Linked DNA regions of Mus musculus: region 1 is linked to region 2. The links are chromatin loops, found by intact Hi-C in ENCODE. Cell type or tissue: gastrocnemius. All regions are shown on one strand.

The links. Peaks named below come from ENCODE experiments on the same cell type or tissue, not always from the same donor. Only the 100,000 strongest peaks of a DNase experiment are listed, where the experiment ranks them.
Region 1: it touches region 2 in a loop (6-fold over the local background); 30 of 42 quality-filtered maps call a loop at or near these places.

What each region holds. Positions count from the first base shown.
Region 1 is chr19:6,019,763-6,022,262 of GRCm38, reverse strand. No RefSeq gene overlaps it. Among named protein-coding and RNA genes, the nearest start is that of Capn1, 5.8 kb to the right of the region's middle. In gastrocnemius, no CTCF peak of the experiment used is centred here; no DNase peak of the experiment used is centred here.
Region 2 is chr19:5,964,010-5,966,509 of GRCm38, reverse strand. It overlaps Pola2 (polymerase (DNA directed), alpha 2), which reads left to right and starts at 2,304. Exons shown (of 18, transcript NM_008893.3): 1 at 2,304-2,500. In gastrocnemius, a CTCF peak has its summit at 1,091 (motif pointing left); DNase peaks (open chromatin) are centred at 1,064 and 2,279; H3K4me3 peaks cover 838 bases; H3K27ac peaks cover 1,404 bases.

The DNA.
Region 1 (2,500 bases), 56 kb before region 2:
TTCTTCCCTTCCCTACCCTCTCTCCGAACTCCCTCCCTCCCTCCCTTTCTTCCTCTTTTGTTTTGAGACAAGACTCACACTTGCCTAAAACTCACTATGTAGCCCAGGCCAGCCTTAAATTTACATCAATCCTTCTGCTGCAGCTTCCCAAGTGCTGAGATTACAGGTGTGTTTGTGTGTATGGCTGTGTGTGTGTGTGTGTATGGCTGTGTGTGTGTGTATGGCTATGTGTGTGTGTATGGCTGTGTGTGTGTATGACTATGTGTGTTTGTGTGTTTGTGTGTGTGTATGGGTGTGTGTGTATGACTGTGTGTGTTTGTGTGGCTCTGTGTGTGTGTATGACTGTGTGTGGTTGTGTGTGTGTCTATGACTGTGTGTGGTTGTGTGGTTGTGTGTGTGTATGGCTCTGTGTGTGTGTGTATGGTTGTATGTGTGTGTATGGCTGTGTGTGTTTGTGTGGCTGTGTGTGTGTCTATGACTGTGTGTGGTTGTGTGGTTGTGTGTGTGTATGGCTCTGTGTGTGTATATGGTTGTATGTGTGTGTATGGCTGTGTGTGTGTGTGTATGACTGTGTGTGTTTGTGTGGCTGTGTGTGTGTGTGTGTGTCTGTGTGTAGATCAGACAGTAACTTTCAGGACTAGTTTCTCTCCCCCCACTGTTGGCTCCAGATCTCAAACACAACAGCAATTTACTCAATGCGTCACCTCAGTGGTCCCTCGTGAATTTCTTATGATATCCTCTAGAAAAAGAAAACCTAAATATAAACAGACATATATGTGTGTGTATCAGATATTCATATATGTATGAATATAGTATACAAATGTTGACCTCTGATTTTGTCCCTAACACACAGCTCCTAAAATACACACAATTTTCTGTGTGATAGAATTTGTCTCTCAAAGAAGTCCTTGGATTATTCACAAGGCAAGCATGTGGGATTCACACTAATGAGGTTACAGGGCCGGGGCTGCTCGTTTTAGAAAAGCCCATCTTGGGACTTGAGAGATGACTTAGTAGTTAAAGTGCACTTGCCCAGAAATTGAGAAGACCAGTGTTTAAATTCTCAGTGATCAGGCATGGTGATCGGGCATGGTAGCTTGCCTACGATTCCAGTTTCGGAAGGCAGAGATGGGATCCCCAAAGCAAACTGCCTAAGGAGACTAGCCAGCCGTTTGGTGAGCACTGGGTTTGACTGCCACCCTGCCTCAGCAGGGAAGCTGGATTTAGAGTGATTCTTGATGTCAACCTCTGGTCCCCACATGTCCACAGTGAGCTGAACCCTCCCACATCAACCATTAATCAAGACAAGATCCCACGGACTTGTCCACAGGACAGTCTTTTTTAAAATATTTTTATTTATTTTTCTCCCATACAGCGCATCCCGACTGCAGTTTCCCCTCCCTGCTCTCCCTCCAGCCTCCCCAGGCCCTGCAGGAGCGTCTCACCGTCTCACCGAGTGTTTTCTTAGTTAAGATTCTCTCTTCCCAGTTGTCTAGGTTTGTATCAACTTGACAGAAACAGTCTGTTTAAGACAGAGAGTTGTCACTTGGCCATCCTGCTTGTGGATGACAGCTGAGAGTAAAAGAGTCACCTGTGAAGGAACCTTTAACCTGTGTGTTCTACACTAACTCTGAAAGCTAAGGATGAAACAGGGGGACCTCTGGCAGGGGTGTGGTTCTGCTAGCTGAAGATAGTTTACCTTTGGAATTCTGGGGACTCTTAAGAGAGCTATATAAAGGCCAGAGCGCCAAGAGAGGGGGAGGCTGCTGCTCCCCCTGCTGCTGGGGTTTGAAGTGGTCATAAGCAAACACACAAGAAGAAACTGGTTATCAAGGAACTTGCCACTCTCAGTCAGCAGTCAGCAGGAAGTAGCCTAACAATATCAATGCCCCTTGCCCCTCTCGCTTTCTTTCTCTCTTACCTAGTGTTGGGGGGCAGATGGGATTGGGGTGCAGAGGGTGGTAGGTAAAAGAACCGACCAATAAAATAGCCAATTCAACCCAGCCTCATCTCATTAGCCCACTCAGGGGCTAGAGTTGCATTTGATATATCCCCATTTCCCAAGAACCCCTCCCCCATCTGCCAGTAAGTTCCTGTGGCTTTAACAGCTTTAGTGAGGTCTAAACAGATTACATATTTAAAATGAGTATCTTTTTTTTTTTTTTTTTTGTTTGTTTGTTTTTTGAGACAGGGTTTCTCTGTATAGCCCTGGCTGTCTTGGAGCTCACTTTGTAGACCAGGCTGGCCTCTCGAACTCAGAAATCCACCTGCCTCTGGCTCCAGAGTGCTGGGATTAAAGGCGTGCGCCACCACGCCCGGCTTCAAAATGAGTATCTTGTTTCAATATGTCATATATCCATGAAACCTTTATAGTCAGAAGAATAAAGAGGTCACCACTACCACCACCCACCACCCCCTGCCAAAAAAAAAAAGTTTTCTCAAGGTCCTTGGCAATCCCTTCCTCTCACCCTTTTCATCCCAGTACTTCCCTCACCATGAA
Region 2 (2,500 bases):
CTCTAAGGGTTACCTTAAGAAACACTACTGCCAGGCAGTGGTGGCGCACACCTTTAATTCCAGCTCTTGGGAGCCAGAGGCAGGTGGATTTCTGAGTTTGAAACCAGCCTGGTCTACAGAGTGAGTTCCAGGACAGCCAGAGCTACACAGAGAAACCCTGTCTTGAAAAAAACCAAAAGAAGAAAAAAGAAAGAAAGAGAGAAAGACTACTTTGGCTGGATGGGATGTGTGTGGTGTTGCTCAACTTTAATCTCAGCAACAACAATACTTTGGGGCGGGGGCTACAGAGATGTTTGACATTTAAGAGACTTACTGCTTTTGCAAAGGATCTGGGTTCAATTTCTAGAACCCACATGGTGGCTAACAATTTAATCTCTAAGTCCAGTTCCAGGAAATCTGATGCCCTCTTCTGGCCTCCTCAGCATCAGACATACCTGAAGTCAAAACATTCATACGCACAAAATAATAAAATAGTCAAAAGATTACTTTGGGGGCTGGAGAGGTGGCTCAGTGGTTAAGAGCACTGACTATTCTTCCAAAGGTCCAGAGTTCAAATCCCAGCAACCACATGGTGGCTCACAACCATCTTGTAATGAGATCTGACAGCATTTTCTGGGTGTCTGAAGAAAGCTACAGTGCACTTAGACATAATAATAAAGAAATCTAGAAAGAAAGAAAGAAAGAAAGAAAGAAAGAAAGAAAGAAAGATGGCTTTGCTTTATTTATGCATTCATTTGAGGCAGGGTCTCCTGTAGCAGGCTGGCCTTGAACTTCTGATGTAGCTAAGGGTAACTTCTGGTCCTTCATTCCCAAGTACTGGGATTACAAATGTGCCAATGGCCATCAGATTCTGAGGGTCACACCCAAGGTTTAGATACGCCAGGCAAGCACTCTGCCAGGTGTGCTACACCCCTAATCTCTAGAAATGGGTGATAATTGGTTCAAGGTTTGTGAGGCTGTATTTAAATCTTACCTCTCTTTATCAGAAAGGCCATAAGCCTCAGATGTTAATGATGTGTGGCAGCACTGAGGGACTAAATCGTAGTGTTGTGTGACCTTGCTGCCACCTGGTGGCTAAATTCCTGCAGCCCAGCCCAGTGCTTCCTGCTACTAGTGTGAAAACCCAGTAAAGTTTTGTTTTGTTTTGTTTTTCTGTTGGACAGACTTAAAATGTGGGCCTAGTCGGCTGCAGTCTCGTGTTAATATCTCACCTCAGCCTCCCAAATATTGAGATTGAAGCTTTGAGCCACGATGTTCACTGAGAAAGTTGAAGTTCAATCAGCCTTTAAACACACAGACACACTTTGTTTTTGTTTTGAGACAGGGTTTCTCAGTGTGGCCCTGCTGTTCTGGGTGCCATTCTGTAGACCAGGCTGGCCTTAAACTCAGTAATCTTCCTGCTTCTGCTTCCTTAGTGCTGGGGCTAGCGGCATGGTTTTAAATGGGTGTTTGTGAGTACCTGAGTGTATGTATGTGCACCATGTGATTGTAGGAGCCTGTGGAGGTCAGGAGGTCTCAGGTCCCCTGAAACTGGAGTTAGAGGCAGCTGTGAGCCACCACACTAGTGCTGGAACCAAACCCAAGTCCTTTGTGAGATCAGTAAGCGTAACTGCTAAACCATCTCTGCAGTCCTGTTTGGTGTTTCTTGCTTGCTTGTTAGGGTCTCTCTGTATAGCCTTGGCTGGAACTTGCAGAGACCTGCCTCAGCCTCCAAGTGCTGAGATTACAGGTGTGTGCTACCAGGCCTAGCTTCAAACCGTTTTTTCTTAAAGGCTCTGCCAGTCTTCCATTCCATTCTTAGGGTGTCACAGATCAATTGACCTAAGCCAAATCAATGGAGATTTTGGTTCGAAAATTTGGTAAATACATCAAGAAGAGAATGCACTCCTTGTTTTACTCTCTAACCACTCCCCCTTCAGTGACCTGCCCTCCCGCTATCCCCGTGACTGACAATCATAACAGCTATAATAACCACATTCCCTACGAAAGCGTTAGATCAGGACGAACCAAGGCAGAGCAGGATGGAGATGCTGAGGTGGGGGAGGAAGGAGCTAACGTGCCCTTCCAGGGCCGTGCTGGACACACGTGTCAGTCACTGCAAGATACAGACAAACAGCGCCTCCTGGCCAAGGGTAAAAAAAAAGGGACAAACAAGCATCGCAGAGCTTAGCAGAACAGGCGACTCCTGAAACAGCCACAGTACGGGGTCTCGATTCTCAATTTCCGCGCGGAGTGACGCGCAGAGGCGCGTTCTGCGCAGCTGCAGTGGGAGGACCGGCGCGTGCGCGGGGAGGGCGGGGCCCGAGCAGAACCTCGCGCAAGCGCGCGCTAGGCAAAGCGTTTGGCGGGTTTTTCCTGTGCTGTGCTCCTCACGGAGAAGCTAAGGTGTAGTCCTCGGAAGCAAGTTTTCTCTCTGGATCGAGACCTCTCGAGGGCTTTTGAAGTATTTCTCTGTGACCTGGTGGCTGGGGTCGTTTGAGGGCTTAGGCCAGGTGGTCTC